Regions from separate parts of the Homo sapiens genome. Here region 1 is linked to region 2. Evidence: chromatin loops called from intact Hi-C (ENCODE). Cell type or tissue: CD4-positive, alpha-beta T cell. All regions are shown on one strand. Each heading gives the region's core, and the rest is flanking DNA. Links, peaks and the distances in the headings are about the cores only.

The links. Peaks named below come from ENCODE experiments on the same cell type or tissue, not always from the same donor. Only the 100,000 strongest peaks of a DNase experiment are listed, where the experiment ranks them.
Region 1: it touches region 2 in a loop (4-fold over the local background); 4 of 110 quality-filtered maps call a loop at or near these places.

What each region holds. Positions count from the first base shown.
Region 1 is chr1:205,524,045-205,538,789 of GRCh38, reverse strand. CDK18 (cyclin dependent kinase 18) reads right to left here. Exons shown (of 16, transcript NM_212502.3): 4 at 14,433-14,558; 5 at 13,595-13,651; 6 at 12,611-12,725; 7 at 12,329-12,423; 8 at 11,953-12,015; 9 at 10,873-10,996; 10 at 10,622-10,742; 11 at 9,694-9,791; 12 at 9,361-9,466; 13 at 9,227-9,269; 14 at 8,441-8,531; 15 at 8,085-8,162; 16 at 6,000-7,446. The coding sequence ends at 7,412. Among named protein-coding and RNA genes, the nearest start is that of CDK18, 27 kb to the right of the region's middle. RefSeq lists an enhancer at 1,852-2,353 and a silencer at 9,538-9,657. In CD4-positive, alpha-beta T cell, for the core only: a CTCF peak has its summit at 9,644 (motif pointing left); a DNase peak (open chromatin) is centred at 9,659; H3K4me3 peaks cover 478 bases.
Region 2 is chr1:205,971,775-205,986,519 of GRCh38, reverse strand. It overlaps RAB7B (RAB7B, member RAS oncogene family), which reads left to right. Exons shown (of 6, transcript NM_001164522.3): 5 at 855-980; 6 at 7,592-9,780. The coding sequence ends at 7,669. It overlaps SLC26A9-AS1 (SLC26A9 and RAB7B antisense RNA 1), which reads right to left. Exons shown (of 4, transcript NR_110984.1): 3 at 14,736-14,745; 4 at 8,425-10,501. Among named protein-coding and RNA genes, the nearest start is that of RAB7B, 24 kb to the left of the region's middle. In CD4-positive, alpha-beta T cell, for the core only: CTCF peaks have their summits at 8,749 and 8,949 (motif pointing right); a DNase peak (open chromatin) is centred at 8,949.

The DNA.
Region 1 (14,745 bases), core at 4,673-12,672, 450 kb after region 2:
TTTGCAAGCCCAGGATCATGCTTTGCCACATTCCTCTGGCTTCTCTGAGGAAGGTATCTCATCTGCCAGTTACACCTTGCTACTCCGCACAGCAAAAAAGAAAGATCCAAGGAATAGGGTCAGGCCAGGTGCAGATCTGGCTGCTGGCTCCTCAGGAACCTGGCAAGACATACCAGAGGCAGTGATGCCCCTGGAATTCCCAAGTGGTTTCCCAGTCTGGGGGACAAAGCACTTACTACCTCAAGAGGCAGCGGATCCACTTTGAGTGACGCCTGACCCAGTGCCTTTTATCATAAATTCTCTTTCCATGTTTACTTCCCCAGCTACGTTTAAAGCTTCCGTGGAGAAAAAACTCTGGGCTGAGGTCATTTTAAAAGTCTTGCAAAATCTTTTAAGTAGGATGTTCTTAATACATTCTTGCTGATTGAGATCTTATCAAGAGTGAAGAATGCAAGAAATAAAAGCATATGATCTTCCACTTTACTTCCAGGAGGGAGGAAGCTGGAATTCCTGCTTGTGGAGAAGTGGGTGGGAGTGTGCAGAGTGAGGATGTGAAGCTCACTCACCTAGCACTCTGGGTCAGGCCCCTCCTGAATATTCATTCTCTTTTTGTCTTTTTTTTTTTTTTTTTTTTTTTGAGACAGGGTCTCACTCTGTCACCCAGGCTGGAGTGCAGTGGCACGATCTCAGCTCACTGCATCCTCCACCTCCTGGGTTCAAACAATTCTCCTGTCTCAGCCTCCCAAGTAGCTGGGATTACAGGGGTCCACCACCACGCCCGGCTAATTTTTGTATTTTTAATAGAGATGGGGCTTCACCATGTTGGCCAGGCTGGTCTCGAACTCCTGGCCTCAAGTGATTCACCCGCCTCGGCCTCCAAAAGGGCTGGGATTACAGGCATGAGACACTGCGCCCGGCCTGAATATTCATTCTTAAATCCTCACAACCTTGTGAAATAGGTGTTATCACTATCTCCGTTTTACAGAGAGGGAAACTGAGGCACAGAGCAGTTAAGGAACATTCCCAAGGTGACACAGCTTGCAAGCCGTAGAGCTGGGATTTGAATCCAAGTCTGTGATTTTGGAGCCTGTGTGTTATTTCCCTGGTTGTTCAAGATTCCTTCTTCCCAGGAACCTAGGACTTAGCCAATCTCTCCTCCAGGGAAAACATGAGGACATTAAAACATTTTATTGTTCTTGAAAAAAAAAAAAACCTTAGGAAATTTTAATAGAATGACTAATGGACAACTGTCTTTCCCCCAAGTAGCTGAGACCTTAAGAAGCTGAGAGGAAGAAAAGATTATCCTAGCCGCCTCTGAGATGCTGAGCTCCTGGGAGTGGGGTCTAAGTCAGGGTCAAGTTTGTATCCTGGGTACTGAAAACAGAGCCTGGCACAGAGTCTGGAACCATCTGATGGATAATGAGTAAATTAGGGAGGGAGGAGCTCTGGAGGAGACAGGAAGATGAGGAACTGGGCTAGAAGTTTCTAGCCCAGAAAGGGGCAAGCAGGAGTGCTGACCACATGCAGGAGGGCAGCGGGGATCCTCCCTGCCACGCCCTGTCCATGCTTCAGCTCTCCATGTTTGCGTCACATCACCAGGAAGGGCCCAGGGATGCAGGAGCAAGGGTTGATGCTTGGCATTGAGAACACATCTCAGGGACTGGAGGCTTGGGTTGATTCAAGGGAGAGGCTGCAAAATCTCCTTCCTTAGACAAGAGGCTGGGTCAAATTATTGATCTCTGGGTTTCAGTATTACTCAGGGCCGCCCACTGAGTAATACCTAGTGCCCCCAAGGGGCACTGAGAGAAGTAAAAAGAAGCAGGAAGAAGGAAGAGGAGAAAACAAGGGAGGAAGCGGGAGTGGCCACGTGGCACCTGCAATCTCATCAGAGCTGCCCTTGGCCCCACCCGTCCTGTCTAGGAGAATTGGCACACACTCCCTGGAGTCTGGGCACTGACCATCAGCAATGATGCCAGCCACCGGGCCTCCACAGCTAGGGCGGGAGCAGGGCCCTGGTGCCCAATGATGCTTTTAGTTGGCAGATGGTGGGAGGTTCTGAGGGTCCGGAAGAGGGGCTGAGTCATCACTCAGGGGGCACTTGGTGGGGTGGGGGATAGTGACTTTTGCCCAACCCCCAGGTGTCAACTGGCTGCCTGTCAGACAATGCTTTTAGGTGACCAGAAGGCAAGGATTTCCCAGTCCCTGGAAACCAGATGCCCATCCTCCATGCAAACAAGTGAGGTGGAGTGTCCGTGCCAGTGCCCACACCTGCCCGGAGGCAGCTGCTCAGGTAGGCTGACCTGGGTTGTAATTGACAGTCCACCTTACTCCCTGTGTGGCCATGCAGGTCACCTAACCCTAGAGCCTCTGTGGCCCTCCCTGGGATTAGGATGACAGTCCCTCTCGCAGCAACACAGGAGAGCAGGTGCTTCCCTTCTCCCTTCCCACCACACCTGCTGCTGCTCTACCACCACCTGGGGGATCCTTCCTCTCCCTGCCCCATCACCCTCCTTATAGGGGCTGACATCTCCTATTTGACCCTCTGAGCCTTTAAAAACAGAGGCCAGTGGCTTCCCATCTCAGAATAAAATCCAGAACCCGTACCACAGCCCGCAAGACCCCGCACGAGTGAGCGGTTCTCAACCCTGGATACATGTTAGGGTCATCTGAATCAATCTGAGCTGGGGCCGGATGGCAGTGGATCTTAAGCACTTCCCAGGTGGATCTAATGGGCAGAGCCACTGCCCCACATGATACATCCCTCCTGCCATGCTGCCTGGCTCACTGTGCCCTGGCCTCACTGCCTCTCACTCATTCTCAAGTACGTTCACCTCAGGGCCTTTGTTGGAATACTCTGTCCCTGGCTGTCCACCTGGCCCCCTTACACAACATAGCTCACTTTTTTTTTTTTTTTTTTTTTTTTTGGTACAGGGTCTCACTCCATTGCCCAGGCTGGATGGTAGTGGCATGATCACTGCTCACTGCGGCTCGACCTGGGTTCAAGTGATCCTCCTACCTCAGCCTCCTGAGTAGCTGAGACTACAGGCATGAGCCGTCACACCCAGCTAATTTTTTTTTAAATAGAGACGGGGTCTCGCTATGTTGCCCAGGCTGATCTCAAACCCTTGGGCTCAAGCGATCTGCCTGCCTTGGCATCCCAAAGTGCCAGAATTACAGGTGTGAGCCACCACGCCCAGCCCATAGCTCATTTTTGATGGAGAGGTCCCTCCCTGACCAGGCAGTTCCCCTCCCTATGCCATCACATTCTTCCCCCTCAAACCTGCCCCTGCCTTATTTTGTCTCATCACACTTATGACCCCTTGATATGCCTGTTGGTTTGGATAACGTCTTATACCCCCCACTGGAACATAAGCTCTATGAGAGTAGGGCTTGGCCATCTTGTTCACGGCTGTATCCTCAGTGCCTAGCACAGCACCGGGTGCACAGTGGGTTCTTGAGAAAACCTGTTGTAATCAAGGCCATCTCTGCCGGCAGGTCTGAGCTTCTGGAAGGTAGGGGTGGAATGTCATGCATCTTGGTGTCCCTGGCATCTAGCACAGGGCCAGGCATGGAGGAGGCTGTGGCTAATTCATGGTGCTGATGATTTGCTCTGGAGATAGAGGGGCTCACTGGGGTGCTGTAGAGTGTCACGGCCAAAAGCAAGGGTCTGAGCAGTGATAGAGGTGGGGAGATGGCCCAAAGGAGGCTGGGATGCTTCAAGAAGGGAGGAAAGGAGCAGGCCTGCAACAGTGTCTGACACTTGGCTGACCCAGGGGGCCTAGCAGGGTAGAGGAGTGGTGGCCTATTAGACATCAGCCCTGACCACTGGACCCAGAGAGTAGGGGCAGGGTGAATGGGAGCCCACAGGAGGGTGGGGCAGGGGAGAGCGAGCTCCAGGTCCCACCGGGGTGCAAGATGATGTGGGCAGTGCCAAGCACAGGAGCTGATATCACCCCCACCCTGTAGAGTTCAGCAAATAGGACATTTTGTCTGAAGCTGCAGGGCTGCTACATGCCTCAAATGCCCCTGCCAAGTGGCCATGGTGGAGGGGACGGCATCTGCACCCTGGATATTCCTGACCTGTCCCAGAAGCAGGCAGGTGACAAGTGAGGCCTGAGGGGGAATGACTTGTAAAAGGCTGCTTTGGGCCGGGGATTCCAGCAGAATGGGGCAGGCTCCTGTTTTTGAGAGTCACCGGCATAAGGAAATGATTGCAGGGGTGCCCAGGAAACCGAGGGCTCCAGGACACTGGGTTGGGTTGTAGCTCAGCCTGGTCCCTGGGAGCCCAGTGGCAGCTCATGGCCAAAATCACTCAGCCCCTCTTCACACCCGAACCCAGCTTCCTTCTCCGGAGCCATCACTTTTTGAGCACCAATCATATCCAAGGCCTGGTGTAGGCCTGTCCAGCTGAGTTCCACACCCCCAGGCTGGCCGGCACTCCCAGCCCTGGCAGCTTTCTAGGGCAGAAGCTCAGCATGCCTGATGTCAGAAGCCCCTAGGTGTGTGCCTCCTCAGCAGGGCCACAGCTGCAGCAGCAAGAACGGCTGCCCCCAGCGACTCTGGGCCACCTCTGCCTGCCACAAGAGTTGCCTTGCAAAGTGCTCCTCAAGGCAGCATCTGCCCATATCCTTCCTTGTGTGTTTTCCTCCCTCCAGGGCCTCTGCACTATCTCCACCTCACCCTCCCCACGCCTCCCACTCCTTAAAGACCACAGGGCTGGGGGGCAGACACCTGGGATTCTAATTTGGTATGTGACCCCAGGCTACCCCTGGGAGGCTCCTGTCCTCATCTGCAAAGTGGGGAGAAAGGGGGGTTTCTATGAGGATTCAGTGAGACAATGCCTGGGCACAGGGCTGCCTGGCACCCAGCAGGGAACTTAATAAATGTCTGGTTTCCAATTCCCACCAATGCATTTCCCAGCCCTTCTCCTCCCCTCAAGCACTAATTGTCTGAGTTACGACCCTACTTTGGTGTCTGGCTGCCTACAAGCAAAGTGAGGAGGTCTCCTTCGGTAGAACTGGTGCTGAGCTGAGAATGGAGCCCTGGCCCGCCCCTTACTTCCAGAGCCTTGGGAGACATCATCAACCTCAGCATCAGCTTCCTCCTCTGGAAAGCAGCCACCCTCTTAAGTAACTGCAAACCATGCCGGCAAACTGCAAAGTGCTTAAGGCCAGGCATGAGGACAGGTCAGGAGGCAGGGTTTCGGGCCTGGCATTCTCAGAGTGGTCTCGGGAAGAACAAACCTGGACACCGAACTGGACAACAGCAGGACTCTGAGCACTTTGGGAGCTGTGTATGATGTGTTGCGGGGGTGGGTTGTGTCCAGATCAAAGGTGGGGAGGCGGTCTAGGCAGCAGCAGGAGGTGTATTCGAGGTCTGCAGCAATTCTTGCAGAGCCTGAATTACAGTGAGGCCCACACCCTCGTCCTGCTGCCCTGGCCTTGGCCATCTCCCATGTCAACCTCATCTTGATCTTGCCTACCTCCCTCCCCAGAAGCCAGGGGGCCATTTGGCATCAGGAACACAGGGATTAGCTGCACGGCCAGACCCCAGACCCCCGCCCAGGGGTCCCTCTTTGCTCTCCTGGCCAGCCCCACCCCACAGGCACCAACTTGGGCCAATGCCAGGCCACAGGTCAGACTCCCAGGCCTGGGACTCCTCTGCCCACCCACAACAACCACTGATGCTCCTCAGCAAGAGCCAACTTCTGGCTCTGAACGCAGCAGCACCCAGGATACAGCAAGGTGAATGCTAGGCACTCGTCCCACAGCCTGGGGTGTAGGGGAGGTCAGAGATACACACAAATCAAACTCTCTCCTCACTATATATATATATATATATATATATATATACACACACACACACACACACACACACACACACACATACACACAAGCACACCCCACCCACACTCATTAGGCCTGGAGGGGGGACTTCAGTTCTCCATCTTTGGCATCAATCTATCAAAGTCAGCTTTTCTGTACGAGACTGCTCGCTCCTTTCTGTACATGAATTAAATATATTATCTGTCTCTGCACTGAGTCACACGACGTTCACAGTACCGTGGGGAGGAGTGGAGGGTGGGGGCCTGAGGTGGGCAGGGCAGGGGGCCTGGGTAGAAAGGCGAGGCTGGCCTCCCCTTGGCCTGTGCCATTCAGGATCAGCCCAGTGTTGAGGAGACCTGGGGGATACAGAGGGGAGCCTTCTTCAGGGGCCCCGGCCACCCAGGCTTCCAGCCCCCGGAGGCAAGCCTCTCAGCATCAGAGCCTGCTCCTGTTCCACGTTCCTCTCCCTCAGATGGTGGCATCTACACCTCTCCCTGTCGTGGCCGCCCTCTGGGGTGGCAGGGGCTGGGGGAAGCTGGTATTGGGATCAGGTGGACAGAGCCACAAGGGCTGGGAAGGAAGGATGGGGAGGCTGTGCGAGCCTTCGGGAGCTGAGGTCAGCCTGGCACCAGTGTCAGGGTGACTCTGCATATCTGGGTGCCGTCCCCAGGACCCTGACCAGGCCTGGCTAATCAGAGCCCTGGGATGATAAGGTAAGCAGGAGCCACCTCGGGAAGGGGTGGACAGGCAGGAGCCGGTCACAGCTCCAAGGGCAGTGAGTACGGTACCACCTGCCAATTTAAGGCAACTCCATTCAGACTGATGAGCTGGGCGGGGGCTGGCTGAGGTGGCAGGCGTGCAACTGGCGGTCCCAGGCCACCTCTGGACACAGCTGGGCATCCAAGCATGCCAGCAAAGCGTATGCCGGCACTGCTCAGCCATGGTTCAAGCCAGAGGGTGTCGGGGAATGAGGGTAGGGTAGGGCTGATGGAAAGAGTGGGGACTACTATTCCTTCTGTTGCTGTGGGACACCTGCCAGGTGGGGTAGGCTTTGGCACACATGTGGGTACCTAGGATTCCAGGGTCCCAGAGAACATGCCATGTCTCTTCTTGCTCTCAGAGGGGAAAAAGATGAAACGTGTGTGGGCTCCAAGGGGCCAGAAAGGGGGACTACCAAACTGGCACTAGGCAGGTCCTGGGGGAGGAGGGTAGAGCCTGTATCCAGGGCAGAGTGCCCATCCTGGCGCCTTGATTCTGTCATCCGTGTGCATCCCACGCAGGTGCCCAAACACCAGGGTGGGAGAGGGTACGAGGACCGCCCCCCCCTCATGTCCTCTCAGGGAAGCAGCTTATGCCAGCCCCAACGTGGGTAAAGGAGGGGTTGGTATGCAGGTGAGGGCTACTGGGGAGGCACACGGGAAGCACAAAGAAGAAACAGCCGTGGCCAGAAGGGCTGCCAAGCGGTCTTCCAGGCTGGCTGTCAGCCCTCGTTCTTCAGTCCTCCGAGGGCCACACAGGCTCCATCCTACCCGAATTTGTGCTCCATGTGATCTCTTGTCCCTTGGCCACAGCAAGGTGGGCGTGGCTCAGAAGATGCTCTGCCGCCTGTTCTTCCCTCGTCCTGGAGAATGGAGAAGAGGTGGGGCTGCAGGGAGGAGGCTGGGCTGACGGGTACCCCAGGTCAGCAGGGACAGTCGCTGTCCCCCAGAGCTGCTCTGACAGAGCAAGCAAGGGCATGCAAACAGGAGCCGGTCTGACCTGGTGTCAAATCCCATCTCTGCTACTTACTAGCTGCATGAACTTGTGACTTAACCTCCCAGAGCCTCAGTTTCATTGACTATGAAATGGGGAATATTAATAGTACTAGCTTCAAGGGGTATTTTAAGGATTAAAGAAGACGATGCATGGAAAGCATTTGTCAATGTCCAAGGCCATTGACTGTTCTAGGAACAAAGTACCGTTCTCCCAGGATGGAATCTGATTAGAGAGCTCAGGGTTTGCAGAGAGAATGCACCAGAGACAGCATGCCTCTTTGCCAGGGCTACTGTCAAATGCAATGTCCTGTCTGGGGTGGAGGGTTGAGGAGGGAAGAGCTGGACGAGGAAGTCTAGGCAGGAGAAACCAACCCCTTCTCTGCTCCCCAAAGAGTCCAAAGGGAAGCCAGTGGTGGGGGGACCATGGGAGTCCCCACTGGGGAGGGGTCGCCTGCTCTGGCTTCCACTAACAAGGGGAGGGGTCCAGGAGAGCACAAGCCCCTACCTGGCTGCTGGAAGGCCAAGCCTCGGTAGCCTGGGTCCTTCTGGAGCTGGATCTCCTTCAGGGAGAAGATGGAGGCAGCTGGGGGAGAGAAGTGCATAGTCTGGAGAGGGCTGCGTGGAGCTGGCCTCCAGTAAGGACTGGCCCAGAAGGACCAACTGAGCCCTCGAGGCAGCGTCTCATTTCCACTGTTTGCCCCCTCAATTTGGAATGAGAACCCCAGCAGGGGAGGCAAGGTGCCCGGGGCTGCTCTGCTGGGGCTGGGGCCTCTGGCCTCTTTGTTCTGGTTCTTCTGCCCACACTCACCAACCCCTTTCCTTGGTTCTGGGTGGCCCTGCTCCCGGACCCCCAGTACTCACTGTCTTCAAGCTGGTGCACACGCTCTCCCAGAGACCGGAAGTAGGAGTGACTCAGGGCAGCCTCTGCTGACATGCGACTCTTGGATTCATACTGAAAGGCACAGGGTGGGGCTATTGGGCCCGGCTGGGGGGCTGCAAACCCTCTGGGCAGCAGGACTCCAGTGCTGGTTAGAGCACCAAGGTGGGTGAGGCTTGAGGCTAACAGGAGAAGCCCCAGGTCAGCCTCCAGCCCCTACCACAAACCCAACCTCAGGCCATCTCAAGACTCAGGGGAAGGCTCCTCGGTCTCCAGCCACCAGGAAAAACCAGAAATGAAACTTCAGGAGAGTGACCTTCTCTTGGGATAGAAATACAGATGCAAACCAACCATGATCAGATGGAGAACATCCGTAACAGGAAGCGTAGTGCCGATAACAACCCTTCATCGTGTGCCTTACAAGACAGGCACCACACTAAGTGTGTCCCGTCATCTCAATGTATCCTCACGGCCATCTTATAAAATAGGTATTAATCCCACTTTGCAGCTGAGGAAACTGAGGCATGGAGGAGCTCTGTAACTTGCCCAGAGCTACACAGCTAAGTAACGGGTTTGGGCTCGCAGTGCACAGACTCCAGAGGATGTGTATGGAGGCCACCCCTTGGCCTTGGGGGTGGAGAGTACAGGGGAGATGTTTCAAAGACGTGTAAGCACACGAGCCACAGAAGTTGGGGCGTAGGCCCGGCATGGGGCACAGGGACCTGGCTCTTTGGCTGCCTCTCCCTGGGCCCCGCCGGGAGGACACTCACCAGGAGCAGGCTGCTCAGGAGGTGGATGCCATCCGTATCCAACCTGCAAGGAGAAGGCGCGGACACAGGCTGTGCCTGATTGGGGATGGGAGAGCCAGGGCCGCAGCAGGAGGGGCGGCGGGCGCAGGGGCTACCTGGGCGCGTGGTTGATGAGCGGCTGCGGGAGGTAGCAGGGGAAGCTGTAGGTGCGGAACTCAGAGAAGGCGGTCACGCCGGGCCACGTCTCTTCTGTGGGGGTCCCTGGGGAGACGAGAGAGGGTGGGGAGGGCCTGCGTGAGGCCCAGGGCCAAGGCCGACTTGAAAGGGATGCAATGTATGAGGTGGGAGCAAAGATGGCCGAGGCCACAGGGGGTCCCCGCCCGGGAGAGAGGCGGCCGAGCCGCTCCTCCCCGTCCCGCTCCGCGCCTGGGCTGGAGGAGTTCCGGCGCCCCCTGGTGGTGAGAGGGACGGAGCAGCGGGAGACTGACCGAGGAGGCGAAAGATGAGGTGCAGCTCCTCCTTGACTGTGGAGCCCGGGAAGAGGGGCCTCCCTGTGGCCATCTCGTAGTGGATGCAGCCCACGCCCCTGCGAGGAGCAAGGGGTAGGGTCGGCATCAGGCAGGGGCGGCCGCCCTTCCTAGGGCTGCTCCACCAGGGCACCAATGACGACCTGCCACAGGCGGCTGCAGGGATCGTGGCTCTGGCGGCGGAGGGGTGGCCCAGGGCAGTGGAGGCTCCTAGAACTGCCCAGCCCCCACTACAGCCCCTCTCTGGGGGGCTTCCCTGGGCTCGGGAAAGCTGCGACTTTCACTCTGTGAGGAAAGTCCCCTTTCACTCTGTGAGGTTTGGGTCTGTGCAGCCAGCGCCCATGTGGCAATTCTCTCAGCAGTGTTGTCTCAAACTCTCTCCACTGTGTGCCCCACTGGAAGAGAAGTACATAAATCCATTCTCCTGGGGAACCTTGGGGCGGAGTCACAGCAGCCATTCATAACCACCGGCGGCTTGGCTTGCAATTTGGGCTGATTTTTCATTTTACACCAAATCATACACTTGTTCATTTTAACATAAAAATAGTACTTCTCTTTCAAAATTTTCACTGGGACTGATGCTTGGGGAAGATTCATCGTATTTACTATAGGGGCCCTCCTGGACCCTCTGGGTCTCTGGTAACCCCCCACAGGCCTCTGGGGGAGGATTTCAAATGCACAGGCTTGGGGGTCTATTTAAGCCAGGGAAACCCTAACCTATTATATTTCAGACCTAATTTTTTAACATCCATTTCAGCAGGATGTCACAAGGCTTTTAGGCAAAGGAAGTTAGGCAGTTCTTCCCCGAGGCCCTTGGGGAAGCAAAGGAGAGTCTGGAGGTGTGGCCAGGCCTGTCCTCCCCTCCTCGGTCCCCACAGTGCTCACTCACCACATATCAATGGGGGTGGAGTACTCTGTGGATCCCAGCAGCACATCGGGGGGCCTGTACCACAGGGTCACCACCTCATTGGAGTAAGTCTTTGTGGGCACTGACTTGGCCCTGGCCAGTCCTGGGGGCAGACATGTCACTGGACCTCTGTCCACAGGTGCTGTGGGGTTGACTGCTATGCCCTCCCCCACTGCACCCACACCCTGAGGCACCCCAGTAGCGTCAGACCCCCACCCTAGCCCCAGCCTCACCAAAGTCGGCCAGCTTCAGCTCCCCCCTCTCGTTGATGAGCAGGTTCTGGGGCTTCAGGTCCCGGTGCAGGATCTTGCGGTGGTGACAGTAGGCGAGGCCCCGGAGCAGCTGGAACATGAAAATCTGGGGGAGGGGGAAGAGAAATGTGGGGTGGAAGGTGGCCCTGAGCCTCTGCTCCAAGGCTGGGACCAGGATGGGGGCAGGGGCTTGGCAGTGAGGTCAGCACAAGCCCCTCATTCTCCTGCACACCCTGCAGCCCCCATCCTGGACCCCACCCACACCAGGGAATCCCATCCAGAGGGGAGGACAGCAGGGGTGCAGAGGACGCAGTGAGTGTGGGGGAGGCCAGCGAAGTCTCAGTCAGGAGCACGGGGGTCAGGATGCCCGCCTATGTGGAGACATATGTGCTTGATCCCTTTTTTTTTTTTTTTTCTTTTAGAGTCAGGGTTTTACTCTGTCACCCAGGCTGGAGTGCAGTGGTGTGATCATGGCTCACTGCAGCCTCAACCTCCCGGGCTCAAGTGGCCCTCCTGCCTCAGCCTCTCAAGCAGCTGGGACTATGGGTGCACGCTACTGTGCCCGGCTAATTTTTCAATTTTTAGTAGAGATGAGGTCTTGCCATGTTGCCCAGGCTGGTCTCAAACTCCTGGGCTCAAGCCATCTTCCTGCCTTGGCCTCCCAGTGCTGGGATTACAGGCGTGGGCCACCATGCCCAGCCTTGATTCTTTAACAAACACCAGGAGAGGTCATTCATAACCCCGAGCTTCCCCAGAAGCCTCCCTGCATTTTGGCAGGTAGCTCACACTCCCATTTGACAGACTGGGAAACTGATGTTCAGAGTTGAGAGTGGGTTTTATACCAACAGCTAGACAGTGGCAGACAGTGTGTGTCTGTTCTTGGGGTAAAGCGCTCAACCCAGTTCCTGGACTCGTTGATGGCATTGCCCTCTCCCTCTTTCCTACGTGGGAAGGTCTGAGCCACCTCAGCAGCCGGATCCCTGGTGGTGAGAGTGGGTCCCCACACTGGGCTTCTGGACAGGTGGCTGCCAAGATGGGGGGACCCTGCCCCCGAGGCCTCACCTTGACGTTGTGCATGCTCATGAGGTTCCCACAGTGGTCCAGATACTGCTTCAGGTCACTGTCCTGGAACACAGAGCGTGGCTCAGTCCTGCCCCACGCTGACCCCTGGCCAGAAGCCCAGACACAGGCTGAGGAGAGGAAGCCCCTCCCTGGGAAGGGCCCACGCCCACTAGTGGGACAGGTCCCTGGCTCGAGCCACCCGTAAGCCTGAGCTCTTGGCCCACTCCTGCACGGGAGCATCTGAAAATCTGATTCCAGAACAAGGCCTGGGTCGCCCTCATCCCACTACTCCCACTCCCTCAGCTTCCCACTCCCCTACCCACACCCCGTTTCCACCACAAGAGGGAGAGGCGGCCAGCCCCAGCCGGACTCTCACCAGGTACTCAAACACCAGGGTGAGGGACCGATCTGTGTGGATGAGGTCATGCAGGGTCACAATATTGGCGTGCTTCAGGTTCTTCAGCAGAGACACTGTGAGGAGACAGATCCACCTGGGTCCCTAGGACCCCATGTGTCCCCATACCCTCTTTTCTTGGGGTCAGCGCCAGGAGTCCCATTCCAGCAATGATCCTCTACCCCCAGCTCCCACAAGGGTGCAGGCTGGTGAACCCCTCCTCCTGAAGCCCCCAGGGGAGCGTGGGAGCCTAGGATGCTGTACCCTCTCGGATGGCAGTGCAGGGCGCTCCCTCCTCGTGCTCCAGCCGGATCTCTTTCAGGGCCACAAGGTTCTCCGTCAGTTTGCTGCGCCCTTTGAAGACTGTGGCATAGGTGCCCTGGGATGGAGGGCCACAGCGGCCCCAGGCGCATTCAGGTGCTGCTGGCCTCTGTCCAGTGCCTCCCCATTTGTGCCTCTGCCTGGGCTACGACTGGGGCCTGAGTGCCCTTCCTCCCTTTACTGACATGCTGTTTCCTCCAAAGCCTACTTCCTCCAGGAAGCATCCCTAATGACTCCCCAGTCGGAGTGAATCCGTCCTTCCTCTAAGCCCCAGCACGCCGCGTGCCCGTCTATGATAACACCAGGTTTTTTCTTCCTTATACGATGCTGATGTTTACACAGAGGTCACCTCTTTGGGCTCCTGGAGGGAAAGGGCTGTGTGTTCCCTCTCTCTATAAACCTTCACCCACCCCAGGCCTCTGCACAGTGACAACAAAAATAGCTAAGTGACACAGCACTTCCTATGTGCCAGGCATTGTCTGTGTGCCGTACATAAGCTGATTACAGTAACCTGCCCAATCCTCACAATAACCCTATGTGATAGGACAATTACTGTCTCATTGGACAGAGGAAGAAACTGAGGCACACAGAGAGGTCATGTAACTTGCCAAAGGTCACAGAGCTAGTAAATGGTGGAGCTAGGTTTTGAACCCAGGCAAGAAGGACTTGCAGAAAAAAAAAAGACTGGATTCTGCCCAGGGCCATGGCTACTCTATCCTCACGCCCTCCTTCAGGATCTGAGCTCACTTCAATCCCTGCCAAAGCCTGGGCCAGAGCGCACAGCCAAGACTGTGCACCTCTATGGGGCAGGGGCCAGGAGAGGGCCAACCAGAGAGGGCCGACCAGAGAGGGCCGACTAGGGAGGTCTGCCCCTCCTCCAAGCCATCCTGCCTGGCTATTCGGAGAAGACCAAACCCAGCGTCTTACCTCTCCCAGTTTGTCCAGTTTCACGTATGTTTCCAGTTTCCCAAAGCCAATGTCTGACTGAGAGGGAGAGACATAGAATGCCGTGAGCTTGAAGCCCTTAGCAGCTCCACAGACATGACGCCTCCCCCAACTCCAGCCTCTGGGAGGGAAGGGATGAGACTCCATGGTGGAAGGGGCTCCTTTTCCCTTTATCCCTGTGATAAAGGACAGAGCTCGTGAAAGTGTGAGTTTCTTCCTCCCAGGACAGCCAAGAGTGTAGAGCCCAGAGCTGTGGCACCTGGGATTGTTGCACATCTTGACTACCTGTGTCTCCGACTGAGACCACGAGCTCCTCCAGAGTGAGTGCTGCCTTTTTTCCCATTGTACCTTGAGTGTCCAGTTCAGAATCCACCTCTCTGACTGTGTCTCTCATCAGCGCACTTCTAGCTCAGGTGTATCCAACCCTTAACAAGACGGATTCCTGGACCCCCTAGCCGGAGAGGCTGATTCTATAGGTGTCTGGAGGTAGAGTCTGTGTTTTGTAAGATGTCCCAAACAGCTCTGATAGGCAGTTAGGACTGGAAGGCACATGCCAGCTGGCCTATTGATCTTAACCATGTGGAGACCGTGGGACCCACTGTGGGCTTAGAGTCCCATTCCAGCCCAAGTGAGACCCATCTAGGAAATGGATGTTGATGTAGGAGGACGAGCTAGTTGAATGCACTCAAGCCAGCAGGTGGCACCAGAGGCCCAGGAATCTTCCTCGAAATCCCATCTAGGCCTCAGCTGGGACTGATATGCCCATGCTGGGGAGGGCATATCACCCCACCTTGTGTCCTCTGACCCTCTTGGGACTCACCAGGGAGGCCCGGCGGGACATGCGGCTGAGCGGCTTGGGCAGATCTGGGCTCTCCATCTGTAGCTTCTGTAGGAATTCCTGGGGCAGGCGGATATCCATGGGCAGAGAGAGCCTCTTGCTGACGTCCTGTGGTGACAGGGATGAGATGGGGACACCACTGTTGGTTTCAGGGTAGCTAGGGCTGTGGGGCTCCAGACTTTCACTCTGGACCTAGCGTTCCCTGCAGAACAACCATTCAGAGCCCAATCACAGGCTGTGACCCCAGGCTCACAGCTGCTCCCAGTGTGTGCTCAAGACATACACGTGAACACCC
Region 2 (14,745 bases), core at 4,222-12,221:
AAAGGAGAGGCATGGTTCTTATGCAGTGCCCTGTAGAGGGCAGCTCAGATGCCAGGGGGAGCACTGAGCTGGGGCTACATCCAAGCTCTGCCTTCTCTCAGCTATGTGATCTGGGGCAAGTTGCTGAACCTCTCTGAACCTCAGTGTTTTTGTCTATAAAGTGGAACTGATAATGCCTATCTCACAGGGTCATGGAGAGGATGAGATGAGTTCATATATGATAAAGTGACTAACACAGCAACTGGCCCATAGTAGGAGCTTATTAATTGTTCCTAGGACCCTGCCCTGGGGAAGCAAGGTCAGCTGAGACCCGAGTCTCTGCCCAGCAACAGGCCTCCTGAGTGTGAGCCTGCTTAGCTGGGCTGGGGAAGAAAGTCCTCCCTTCCTGCCATTCCTGGCTGGTGTCTCTCATGTGCAGCTCTCTTTGAAGGGACTGACAAAAGAGGCAATGTTGGCAGAAGCTCTTAGTTTAGGCCTTAGGAAGGCAACAAAGTGCAGTGGGCTGTAATTCCGCCAGGCCTGTGTTCAAATCCTGCTCAGCCTCACATACTCTGGGCAAGTTTTTTTTCTCCAGGCCTCCGTTTTTTCATCTGTGAAATGGAGCTAACAGTTCCCACCTCCTACATTTATATGTAAAGTTAGAGACACTTGGGAGGTTCTCAATAAATGGGAGTGGTGGTGGGCCTGGTGGGGATGGTGGGCCTGGTGGGCCTGGTGGGGATGGTGGGCCTGGTGGGGATGATGGGGATGGTGGGGATGGTGGGCCTGATGGGGATGGTGGGGATGTGATGGTGGCAATGGTGGTGATGGCGATGATAATACAGACACCACGCCTATTTCTTTCCCTCATTCAGGTACCCCAGGAAGTAGCTCAAGGCTGGTGTAGAGAGAAAGATATTCCTTACTTTGAAGTCAGTGCCAAGAATGACATCAATGTGGTGCAAGCGTTTGAGATGCTGGCCAGTAGGGCTCTGTCGAGGGTGAGTGGCTGTGGCGGCAGGACCTGCTGAGACCGCCCCTGGATTGGGGAGGGTCTCGGGAGCTTCCAGAGAAGAACATCTTGGGTGTGGGCAGGGATGTGGGTGGGACAGGATTGCTCATCGTCTCAGTTAATTAGTTATGGAATGGGTTTAACAGCACTCCAGCTCTGGAACCACAGAATGCCAGAGGTAGAAAGCTACCTTAGAGCATGCAGTCAGTGGTCTGTCAATCCAGCTAACTAACCAAATCCCTCGTGGAGTATCTAAAAACTCCAGTCCTGTACCTGAGCCCTGGAGATCCTAACGAGGAAGGGTTTGAGAAGTGATGGTCTAGTCCAATCTTCATTGGTGGGAGGTGCCAGGCATTCACCCAAGTGAAATATCAAACCTGTACGAGTTGCTGACATCTCCCAATCAAAAAGATGAATAGACGTAGACCCCTAGGTACGAAGGTTCGGCAAGAATGTGTTGAGTGTGTGGCAGGCACTGTACAGGCCTCAGGACCCTCTGTCTCAAGAGGCAGGCAGATAGGCCCCTAAGTGATTGCAATACAGTGTGGTCTGGTGGGGCAGGACTTAGGGGTAGGGTCTAGAGGAGGGGCTCACAGACAGCCCATGCTGCAGGGAAGGAGAGGGGGCTGGGAGGAGGCAGGGAGGAGGGAGAGGGAAGAAGGGAGTGGGAGAAGGGAGCAGTTTAGGTTGATGGCCAGGTTTCCAGCTTTGCAAATGAAGGGACAATGGATTAGTGATTCCATGAGCCAAGCAAGACAGGGAAAAAAGGAGAAAGCAGGGGCTTCATGACAGAAAGGGGCAATGACATTCATGTAAGCACATTGCGTTCAAGGTTCCTTGAGACACCAGGTAGAAAAGTCTGAATTCTGCAAGGAGGTGGGGAAGACCATGGAAGGCTGCCTGGAAGCAGTGGCGTGGTTTTAACGTCAGTCTGATGTGGAGTTTGGAAGCCCTGGGATTGGCATGGGGAGGGGCTCAGCTTGTGTCATCATTCTGCCACATCTCATCAACATGGGCCTTTTAGGAGAGGGGAAAGGATCATCGCAGCAATGGTTCTGAATTGAGGAAATGGGCAAATGAGGGTGGGGGACTGGAAGCTTCCCTTATGTGGAAGCATCCGCCGCCCTCATGGGATGCCCTCTGCAGCTGCTCTGGAAAGAAGTGCTCCAGGCCCCAGCGAGGGGTTGTCCCAGAGAGAAAGAGGCAGCAGCTACCTCTAGCGGCTGCTCAGGGAGAAGAGCCCAGCTAGGCATCCTCAGGCCTCACAGCCCTGATCTTAGGGTTCCCCCGACCCTCACTGGCTCTTGTTCTGCTTCTCCTCCAGCCCTCACTGTCTCGGGAAAGGAAAAGCAGAGAGGTGTCCCTCTCTTAGTGCTTGGTCAAGAAGTGTGGCTTTATTACATGGGCGGTGTAGTTGGCTCCTGAAGCACAGGCGTGCCTGCTCTTGCTGTCCTCCTGGAGTGCTGAGGAATGCTGTTTGACCTTGGTGGTGATATTGATCAATAATCCTCCACAAGCACAGTGCAGCGACTGCCAAATGCTTAGTCACCAGGAAGTGTCCATCAGCCCACAGCCCGTGTCTGTGCATGCTTAGCACCTGTCCTATCTGGGGAAGGAGTATCCTTTATTCTTCAAATGGTGTCCTTCCTACTATATTGTGGTTAAATCAGGTCCTTCTGACTGTGTCGCTGTTATGACATGGTGCTGTTAGTAGACAGTGGCTTGTCTGCTTGCATTTTTTTTATAACACCCTTTCTTGGCAAAAGAATAAATGGGTAGCAATCCATGTCGGTCCCCCATGTTTATGGGGCATGTGCACTGATCAGAAGTCTGGAGGTCACAGGTGTGGTACCTGTGATCAGACTGGCCTGGATTTGAATCCTCCCCTGGTTCTCTCAAGTGGACCCCTTGGCAAGACATATGACTATTCTGAGCTTCCATTTCCTCTCTATAAAATGAAAATAATTTGAGTCCATAAATATCCATTGAGTTGTCAGGCTAGAGCTGGAGACACAGCCCTCAGAGCACTTGAGGTCAGTAGAGTGAGACATCCATAAGTGACTGTCCCGGAGTGACATGAGTGCTGTGGGGGGTGTGATTAAGATGACAAGGTGACTCCCAGACAGCTGGTAGTGAGGATGAGTGAGGATGCCTGCTGGGAGAAGTGACATGTCAGAAAGTTTGGAAGGTAATTCACAGTTTGCAGGTGGAGATGGTAGGCCATGGTGGGTGTAAGCCGGAGGGGAAGAAGGGCAGAGAGAAGGCCAAGGCCAGAGACCCAGGCATGAGTTCCTGGGGCTTATAGGAGACACCTACTGTAGGTCATGTTGGCAAGAAGACACCTGGCGTGGAGGAATGTCAGAGCACGGGGACATAGTTAGTGATGAAGCCAGCAAGGCCACCAAGGCCTCGTGAACCCCGACTAGGAGTGCAGATGCCATACCACAGGCCCACGCCTTCCAGATGGTGCTGCTAGGCTGCCCGAGGTGCTCAGGAGCTCACCCAGGACCTTGAAACCCAACAGGGCACAACTTTCTGCAGTGTCTTTGTTACTTAGAAATTTGCAGGAGAAACGTTCACATAAAAACAAACACACTTAACTAGGGCATAGAATGTAAAATTCACATCAATTCTTAAGATGAAACAGAAGTTTACAAATACAGATTTTGAGGTCAAAGAAAAGTTTTCAGAGGCATTTCCTATAAGGAACTTGCCTTCCTTCCCAGGGAGATTGTGGGCTCATTTGCTCCAGCCCAGGGTGTTTTGAGAGGAGAATGTGGGAGGCGCTTCTATAATAAGGAGTGAGCCCCCAGCTGGGGTGGAAAGAGCTGGGCCTCTGAAGTCGGAACGATCTGGCTTTATACTCAGCTCTACCTCTCATTGTGTGTCCCTGAGCAAGTCATGAAGCCTCTCTAAGCCACCACTTCCCTAACTTTAAAGTACAGATAATAATATCTTCCCTATGAGGTTACTGTGAGGGTTAAATAAAATGCTATTGTAGTGCAGAGAGGGCATTACATGCTGTTTTAAAATGGAGCTGCATCATAGGGTTTTCAGCAAGGGAGCTTCGTGCTGCCGAGAGGATGAGCGCCATGGGTGATGATGAAGAGGCTACTGCAATAGTCCAGGTGTGAGAGGATAGAGCTGGCAAGGTGAGGGTGAATTAAAGAGACTTTGGAGGTAGAAACATCAGGAGCTGATGATGATCAAATGCAGGGAGAAAGGAACAGGAGCAGTTTAGGCTGATGACCAGGTTTCTAGCTTGGCAAATGAAGGGACAATGGATTAGTGATTCCATGAGCCAAGCAATACGGGGAACAAAGGAGAAAGCAGGAGCTTCATGAGAGAAAGGGATAATGACGTCCATGTGAGCACATTGCATTCAAGGATCCTCGAGACACCAGGTGGAAACGTCTGAGTTCTGCAAGTGAGCCTTGTAGTAAAGAGAGCAATATGTGAGGCACCTGCTGAGAGCAGAGTAGGTGTTCAGTTAACATACTGAAAGAGACCGGAGTAGGTGTTAACATTGTGAAAGAAACCAGAGTAGGTGTTCAGCTAACATTCTGAAAGAAACCAGAGTAGGTGTTCGGTTAACATTGTGAAGGAAATCACAGTAGGTTTTCAATTAACATTGTGAAAGAAATCAGAGTAGGTGTTCAGTTAATATTCTGAAAGAGACCACAGTAGGAGTTCAGTTAACATTGTGAAAGAAACCAGAGTAGGTGTTCAGTTAACATTCTGAAGGAGACCACAGTAGGTGTTCAGCTAACATTCTGAAAGAAACCAGAGTAGGTGTTCAGTTAACATTGTGAAGGAAATCACAGTAGGTGTTCAGTTAACATTGTGAAAGAAACCAGAGTAGGTGTTCAGTTAATATTCTGAAAGAGACCACAGTAGGTGTTCAGTTAACATTGTGAAAGAAACCAGAGTAGGTGTTCAGTTAACATTCTGAAAGAGACCACAGTAGGAGTTCAGTTAACATTGTGAAAGAAACCAGAGTAGGTGTTCAGTTAACATTGTGAAAGAAATCACAGTAGGTGTTCAGTTAACATTGTGAAAGAAATCAGAGTAGGTGTTCAGTTAATTATCTGAAAGAGACCAGAGTAGGTGTTCAGTTAACATTCTGAAAGAGAACAGAGTAGGTGTTCAGTTAACATTCTGAAAGGAAAGGTAGATTACTTTAGTAACCAATTTAGCCACATTCAAGGATTAGGTATTTAGTTGTTCCAAAATATGACGAAGGATGCCCTAATAATTAAAGAAGAGATATCCACCAGCTTTGGAAGATATGGGGTGGTGAGGTTTTGCTCCAGAAAGTTAGCAATGCTGGCTGGGCATGGTGGCTCACACCTGTAATCCCAGCATTTTGGGATTACATCCGGCAAGGCAGATGGATTGTTTGAGCCCATGAGTTCCAGACCAGCCTGGGTGAAACCCCATCTCTACTAAAAATATAAAAAACTAGGTGGGCATGGTGGCACATGCCTGTAGTCCCAGCTACTTGGGAGGCTAAGGTGGGAGGATCACCTGAGCCCAGGAAGTCAGGCCATGGTGAGCCATGATTGTGCCACTGCACTCCAGCCTGGGCCACAGGAGTGAGACCCTGTCAAAGAAAGGAAGAAAGGGGAAGGGGAAGCGGAGGAGGTGAAGGGGAAGGGGGAGGGGAAGGGGAGGAAAGGGGAGGGAAAGGGGGAGGGGAAGGGGAGGGAGGGGGAGGGGAAGGAAAAATTAGCAATACCATCCCTGCTGGGGCTTTTCAGGCCCAGCTCCAGTAGCATGAGATATTGCCTAGAGGCCCAGTTCTTTTGGGGTTAATTGGAAAAAGACAGAATCACCACATCCAGTGGAGGGAAGTGGGCTGGCTGGCAGCTGCTCAGTGAATCACAGCAGCTTTACATGGTCCTCAGGATGCAGGACTTAAGGCAAGGCCACTGAGGTGGCCAGACTGGGGGAACAGAGACAGACTCCCACAGTCACACCCCCACTGAAATGCTGCAAGCATTGGAATAGTGTTGTATTACTTGTACAGTTAGATTCACAAGTTGTCAAGAGGCCTGGGGCCTGGAGAACAGAATGACATAGAAACCTAATTATGGCCTGGAGGTTTTGCAGGAAATCTGAGGAACAAGATGCTGCCATTGTCAAGTGAAAATGATGTCATTAACGGAAAGAGCTCAGCGATGACTTGCACCCGGGGAGGGTGCAGATGTCATTAGGGCAACACTAGCATGAAAACCTCAGGCTTTGCCCATGCAACAAATGAGGACATTTCTCACACCTACCCCAGATGGTGCTCACTCTGCTAGTCCCAAGATCCTACCAGGGTGGGGGGTGAGAGATGGGGGATCCCCAAGAAACCAACTCCGTGACGAAGGGCTGGACCCAGGTTCAGCACCACAAGCTCTGTGCCATCGGGGTACATTACTGCTCAGTCTGGGGGTGGCAGTGAGTGATGGGGTGTCAGAGGATCTTCTTATGTATTTGGGGGCACCACCATCATCAAGGTGCAGGAGGCAAGGCTGGACACCACCTCCTGAGGTCTAGGGTCATGAGCATTAAGGATTTGGTGGATATTCACCAGCTGGGTGTCTGGCCTGAGCCTGGGAACTGCCGGGGAGATAAAATCAGAGACAAGGAGGCAGCACCCCTGTCCCTGGAAGTTGCCCCCTGAGAAGGACACTTGAGATGGACTGCCAGGGACAATTTTGCGTGATACACAGGATGCTCTGCCCCTGCTCAGGTCCATGCCAATGTAGCACAAACCCCTTCCACGTAGAGTGAATGCTCATCACTCACCCCGAGGCCCACAGTACTGGCTGTGGGAGGAACATGAACGCGATTGAGCTCTGTGACTAGCAGAGGCCATAGCAGCGTGAAGAGATGGGATCCCTTGAAGAAGAAAGTCTTCAGCCTGAGGAACCCATCTGCTTAAAGAAGGGCCCCCTCCTCCATACCACCCCAACCCCTGAACTGGGGAGGGGGGGCAGGCTCTTGGTGAGAAGTGGAGCCAGCTGGAAAGGCAGAAGCTTGGCAGACCGAGAAGGGGCTTCCTCTGGACCCTTGTTGGGACAAGAGAGACTGGAGAAGCAAAAGGGCCCGGGAGAAACATTGAGTCCATTTTAGGGAGGGCTGCCTGGATGTGGCCAGGACAGAGGACCGACTGGGCTTTTCTAGGCATGAGTAGGGGAGGCTGAGAGGTGGACAGGATGAAAAGGAGGTTGGGGGTATTGGGATATTTGCAGGAAGAGGTCTCCAGGAGAAATGAGGAGTGGCCGTCACCTCTCTGCCTAAGCCCAAATGACACCTCAGCTGTCCCCTCTGGAGAATGGAAAGTTATAGGACATGGCTGGAGGTCAGGAGACTTGGGCCGCTAATTCAGACACTGACCTGCTCTGGGCTCCTGGGAAGAGGCTGGAGGGGAGACACAGGGAAGAAGGAGGGTGGGGAACACCAGTGGCTTCCCTGTCTGGGCCTCAGTTTCCCAGAAGTATAATGGGGAGGAAACAAGAGCCCAGGCTCTGAGGCCCACTAAGAAATGAAGGGCGGGCGGTGCACTCTGTATCTCAGGACATGAATGCCGGCCTCTCTTTCCTTCCCCAGTACCAGAGCATCTTAGAAAATCACCTCACAGAATCCATCAAGCTCTCGCCAGACCAGTCAAGGAGCAGATGCTGCTGACCTCCAGACGCCTGCTCTGGAAGCCCAGAAACAGAGCCTGCCCCGAGCCTGGTCACCCCAGGCTTGAGAACAGGTGACCATCCCCCTCCAGCCCCACTGCCTGCCCAAGCACAGTGCAGGGGGCCTAAGCTCTGCGGCAGAGCCCTTGACCCTGGTGCTGGGCCCAGAGTCAGAGGGCAGCCCCTGGCTCAGGCTGAGTATAGTGAGAGCGTCTGGATGAAGCCCGGAATGTCAGAGCCAAACCCTGGTCCTGCAGAAGTCACCGTTTCCGCAGTGGCTCCAGCTTTCCCCACCCATCCACCCCTCAAACACTCCCGCTCCAGAACACACATCTCCGCAGACCGGCCACTGATTGGAGTCTGGTTACATCCTCCTGTGGACAGACCTTCCTCACCCGCTCCCACCTCACACCCCTCAGCCACAAGCAAAGCTTTGGACAATGGCACAGCTCAGCCTCCTTCAACGAGCAGACTAAGGAGTAAAGGTCTGGACCCCACATGCTGGGCCCGCCTCAGCTCCTGGCAGAAGCTGTCGTGCCTGAGACCCCCTCTGCTCCCTCCAGGGTAGAAGACTGAGGGAGCACAGGAGAAGCCACAAGGGACCATGGCTCATTCCTCCTTGCTGGGTGCTCAGGCAACTCACATAAATCTCTGAGTCTCAATTTGTTTATCTGTCCTGTGGGGGTGAGATGTGCCTTGCCCCCTGTATCACAGTGTGGTTTTGAGGACCAGAAGCTGTGCTTAAATCCAGTAGCTGTTGTCAATATGCATTTATTTACTTCTTTGACAAGTTTATTTTTGCGTATCTACTATGTACGATGCATTGAAGTCCAGTGACAAACAAAACACAGGGACTCTGCCCTCCTGGAGCCGACATCTGGTGAGGGAGAGACGCAGACTCTAGACAGATATTTCCAAATAGCAGGTAAGTGCTATAAACAAAGGGAAACAGGGTAATGGGATAGAGTGACAGGGGGTGGGATGAGTTGCTATTTTAGATGAAGTGGTCCAGGAGGGCTTCCCTGAGGAGGTGGCATTTGGTCTGAGGGCTAGAGAATGAGAAAGCAGCTGTCACCTGAGAGCTGGAGAAAGAACATTCCAGGGAGAGGGAGCATCAAGACCCAAAGCCCTGAGGCAAAAACAAGCTTGCCATGTTCCAGGAACAGTGAAAGGACATCCATTGACCTAATACTCAAAGCTGCTGTCCCAAAGACAAAGCAAAGGGGACCCAGCTCCCTTGGGTGGCTCCTAGATGCTCTGCTGCCTGACCACCAGAGGGCAGCAGTGCTCCTTCTCTTCCAGGCTGAGCAGAAAGTGGATGCTCATGAAGGTTTTAGGAGCTGGGGTTTTGTCCTTCAGATGCTCAAAGCTTGTTCATGGGCTTGGAGGCATGTTTAGCCCTTTGGGATTTGTAAGGCAGAGAATTCCAATTTCTTAAGCCTAGTAAGAAATGAGCAAAAACTTCAATATATATGACTCAGGCAAGAAATCAGCATCTGTGGCAAATACTAGAATGAAATGCAAGAAAGCTCACTGCAAGGAGTCTCCCTCCCTGCAGATTCCAAGGCTGGAATCTTTTTCTTCTGGCTCCAGGCAGCACAGACAGGGCCTAGCCTGGAGAGGGTGGACAAGATGTCCTCTCAGGGTCTTCAATGGCCAAGTCCATGCCCACTGCAGAATCTTTCTGTCTACCCGTAAGTATCCTTTCCTGAGTTCCAGGCAAAGCTGGGGATGTTAGCCTATGACTGTCATCTGACTTGGAAGGTACACCTAGGGGCCGGGGGGAGGTCAGCAGGGGAGTTTGGGAGCCACTTCTCCCCCCACGTGGCACTGGAGTGTGAACTGGCTCATTCTGGACACCAGCATGGAGCCAGCACGGGAACAGGGGGGCAGCCTAGAGCACAAGCTCTATCTGTGTCCTTCAGAGCTCCTGGGAAACATGATGCGCCCTCATGGGAATGGCATTTTGCATATCACACAGGCTGTCCTGGGAGTCAGGCAGACTGGATTGTCACGTGCGGTGTGCATGCAGCAGCTTGTGCACTGCAGTGGACCTGTGGACCATTTCTAAAGGTGCACAACAAATAATAAATGTGTCCTTCTTTGTTTTTATCTTTTGTGCGACTTAGATTTTATATTTTTAAAAATACATCTACGTGGTTCGATATGAAAAAGATACTAAAGGGCAGACAACTAAAAGTGAACTGAGACTGGCTACATAATTTACAGAACCCGGTGCAAAATGGAGATCCGGGTCTCTTGTTCAGACATTATTGAGTTTCAAGACAGCAACAACAGAGCCTACGATCAAGGATGGGCCCCACTGAGGGCAGGTCACTCATTCATGGAATCAATCCTTAGCAAACAATGAGTCTCAGACACACTGAAGCTAGAATGGAAAAGATTCTGAGTCTGCAAGAGGCAGAGCCACGCTCAGATTCAATAGGAGTTCCAAACCACACATTTTGCACCTTCTTCAGACTCAGGAGCCAGGACAGAATGTTCCAAATGCAGGGTGGGGATTGCAGGGGCTGAGAACCTGCAGCCTCTGTTCTGTCACAACCAGGGGACATCTCAACCCATCCCCCAGGCAGAGGAAACTGAGCCAACAATCAGGGCCACATAGAGGTCCTCCCTACGCACCACCCCCCATCCCACTCCCACCCTGCTCCCAAGTCTGGGACTGGCCCTCAGTGTCCACCCCAGCAGGTATAGGAATTGGCAGAGGGAGGCAGCATCTGGAGGCTGTGACTTCAGGCCGGGACAAGTGGCACCCACTGGAGCCTGGTTGGGGGTGTACAGGCAGCGCTTCTGGGGTCCTTCATCACCATCCCTGTAAAGAAGAGGGTCAGGATGAATAAGAGCACCCCATGCCCTGCACAGCCCCACTGCGAGGCACAGCTCCAGGCTGCCACTGAGCAACAGATAATCCAGGCCAGGGCTCTGGGTGGCACACGCCCTTGGGGCTTGGGAAAAAACAAAACCAAATCTTATCACCAAATAAACCTGGGCTGGGCCTGGGTGGGTGCCAAACCGCCCACGGGGATTTTGGGAAATGCTGACTGTTCCTGCCATTTGCTCCCACTCAGCAGAAGTCCCCAACCCTCACTGAGTGTTTGGTGGCCTGTCCTGTCCACCAGCCACAGGCAATGCCTCAAGCAGGTCCCTGCAAGGTCAGGCACCAGGCAGCACCCATGGCGTGGGAGTCCTGGGACCGCACAGTCCAATGGGGTCCACAAAACAGTCACGCCGGCAGTGACACCGGACTGGCTGAGAGGTGTGTGGCAGCCTAGCCGTGACAGTGGGCTGTGCGCACTCCGGGAGGCTCCCTAGGTGCGATGGGGATGGGCCAGGCTAGGCAGGAAGTTGAACTCCTGCAGAGGGTCAATGGCCCGTACCAAGATTGTGTACGTGTCTGAGGGTGGTGTGTGTTGTGTGTGGAGGGTGGGTGGTATGTGGTATGTGTGTGTCTTTGATGTGTCTGTGTGTGTGTGTGGTATGTGTATGGTGTGTGGTATGTGTGATGTATATGTTCTGTGTGTACAGTATGCTGTGCGTTTGCGGTGTGTGTGGTATGTGTGTATGATGTGTGTTTGTATGTGGTGTGTATTGGTGGGGTCTGTGAATGAGGGTGTGGGTGGGTGGGTGTAGGTGGCATGTGTGATGTGTGTGGTGTGATGTGTGTGGTGTGTATGTGGTGTGTGGGTATGTGCATGTGTGGTGTGTGTGGTGTGATGTGCATATGTATGTGGTGTGCATGTGTATGATGTGTGGTGTGTATGTATGTGTGCATGTGTGCTGTATGTACTGTGATGTGTATGTAAGTGGTGTGTAAGGTGTGTGTGTGCATGTGTGTAGTATGTGGCGTGTGCATGTGTGGTGTGTGTGGTATGTTTGTGGTGTGAGTGCTGTGTGTGGTATGTGTGATGTAATGTGTGTGTACGTTTCTGTTGTGTGTGAAGGGTGTGGGGGTAGTATGTGTGGTGTAATGTGTGTGTATGTGGTGTGTGGTGTGAGGTGTATGTATGTATGTGTGCACGTGTGTGTGGTATGTGGTGTGTGTATGTGTAGTGTGTTGTGTGTGTATAGTATGTGTGGTGTAATGTGTGTGTATGTGGTGTGCAGTGTGGTATGTGGTATGTCCATATGTGGTGTGGTGTGTAGGGGTGTGTGGGGTGTGTGTGTGGTATGTGTGGTGTAGTGTGTGTGTATGTGGTGTGTGCATGTGGAGTGTGTTGTGTGTGTGGTGTGGTGTGTGTATGTATGAGGTGTGGAGTGTCTGTGTATGTGCGTGTGTGTGCATGTGTGTGGTATGTGGTGTGTGCATATGATGTGTGTGTATGTGTGGTGTGTGTGGTGTATGTATGATGTGTGGTGTGCATGATGTCTGTGTTGTGTGTGAATGGTATGTTTGTGGTGTGTGGTGTTCGTCGTGTGGTGTGGGTGGGGTCTGTGTGTGTGAGTGTGGGTGGGTGTGGGTGGGTGTGCTGTGTTTGCATGTGTGGTGTGTGGTGTGTGTGTGGAGGGGTGTGTATGTGGTGTGTGGATACATGCATGTGTGGTGTGATGTGCCCATGTATGTGGTGTGCATGTGCATATGTGGTGTGGTGTATGTACGTTTGCATGTGTGGTGTAGTGTGATGTGTGTATGTATGTGATGTATGTGGTGTGGTGTGTGCCTGTGCGTAGTATGTGGTGTGTGTGATGTGTGTGTGGTATGTGTGGTGTAATGTGTGTGTGGTGTGGGGGATGTGTATGGAGGGTGTGTGGGTGTGTGGTGTAATGTGTGTGTGGTATGTGTGGTGTAATGTGTGTGTATGTGGTGTGTGGGGTGTATGTGTGCACATATGTGTGCGGTATATGGTGTGTGCATGTGTAGTGTGTATGGTGTAATATGTGTGTATGTGGTGTGTGTGTTTGTGCGTATATGTGTGCATATGTGTGTGGTGCGTAGTGTGGTGTGTGGGGTGTGTGTGGTATTTGTGTTGTAATGTGTGTGTGTGGTGTAGGGTGTGGTATGTTGTGTGTGCACGTGTGGTATGTTGTGTGGTGTGCAGTGTGAGGGGTGTGTGTGTATGAGAGGTGTAATTGTGTGTGTGGTGTGCGGTGTGGTATGTGGTGTGTGCATGTGTGGTGTGTGTGTGATGTAGTGTGTGTGTATGTGGTGTGAAGGGTGTATGCATGGTGTGAATGTTTGTGGTGTGTGGTGTGGTATGTAGTGTGTGTGTGTGGTGTAGTGTGTATGTGTGTATGTAGTGTGCAGTGTGAGGGGTTTGTGTGTATGTGTGGTATGATGTGTGTGTGGTGTGCGGTGCAGTATGTGGTGTGTGCAGGTGTGTGTATGTGTGTGGTGTAGTGTGTGTGGTGTGCAGTGAGGAGTGTGTATGTGTATGTGGTGTGTGATGTGGCGTGTACATGTGTGGTGTGTGTGGTGTAGTGTGTGTGTTTGTGGTGTGCAGTGTGAGGGGTGTGTGTATGCATGGTGTGATGTGTGTGTGTGGTGTGGTATGTGGTGTGTGCATGTGTGTTATGTGTGTGTGTATGTGTGGTGTGTGGTGTGGAATGTGGTGTGTGCATGTGTGGTGTGTGTGTTTTGTGTGTGTGGTGTGCGGTGTGAAATGTGGTGTGTGCATTTGTGGTGTTTGTGTGGAGTAGTGTGTGTGTGGTGTGCGGTGTGAAGGGTGTGTGTGTGTGCATGGTGTGCTGTGTGTGTGGTGTGCAGTGTGGTATGTGGGGTATGCATATGGTGTGTGTGTGTGGTGTGCGGTGTGGAATGTGGTGTGTGCATGTGTGGTGTAGTGTGTGTGTATGTGGTGTGTGGTGTGATGGGTGTGTGTATGCATGTTGTGTGTGTGTGATGTGCGGTGTGGTATATGGTGTGTGTATGTGTGTGGGGGTGTATGTGTGGGGAGTAGTGTAGTGTGTGTGTGTATGCGGTGTGCGGTGTGATGGGTGTGTGTGTATGCATGGTGTGATGTGTGTGTGTGGTGTGCGGTGTGGTATGCGGTGTGTGCATGTGGTGTGTGTGTGGTGTGTGTTGTGTGTGTGTGTGTGATGGGGTGGGGAGTGGGCTGAGAAGGCAGGAAGGCAGAGTGCCTGCTGGAGTACGGACACCATGGCTGAGGGGTAAGGTGGGGGCAGCACCGCAGCAGATGAAGGGATGGGTCTGGACAGCACCACTGCCCTGAGCCTTACTTGTATCAGAGTCTCAGAGGAGCCCAGGGACGGGGTCATTTGCCTCATTTTAGATGAGAGGACTGAGGCTTCCTCTCCCTCCCGGTCAAATCCAACCAAGTCCTGCCAACACCACCCTCATTATCTCTCGGTCCACCTATTTCCTCCAGGTAGCCTTCCCTGACCCCCAGACCGGGTTAGGGGCCCCACCATGTGCCCACCCCCTACTCTCCCTTATCACAGTGCTAGAGCATGAGCTCTGCTAGGACAGAAGCGCCACGGGGCAGGGATTTTCATGGGTTTTGTTTTCTGTCATCTCCCCTCTGCCAAGAGCAATGCTTGACAAGCAGTTGGTACTTCATATTTTTGGAATGAATAGCTCCTGCGATAGTTCATCATAATTGTTTGTCTATTTGCCCTTAGGCTGTAGTCTCCTTGAAGGCAGGACCTCTTTTGATTCATCATTTTGACCCCAGCACCCAGCAAAGAGATTGGTGCACAGTAAGTGAGAAATATTGGTGGAATAGAATAGAAAATTAACGCAGCTATTTAAAAAGAATAATGAAATGTTTATTATGATGATATGGACTAGACATCTAAGATACCTCTTTATGAGAAAAGGCAATGGTAGAATCATATGTATAGTATGCTATCTTTCCTGTAACAGGGGGCTTTAATAAGACTGTATATTCATATTTGCTCATAATTTTAAAAACTTGGCCAGGCACAGTGGCTCATGCCTGTAATCCCAGCATTTTGGCAGGCCAAGGCCAGTGGATCAGTTGAGCCCAAGAGTTTGAGACCAGCCTGGGCAATATGACAAAACCCCATGTCTACAAAAAGCAAAGCAAAACAAAAAATATAAAAAAGTAGCCAGGCCTGGTGGTGCTCACCTGTAGTCCC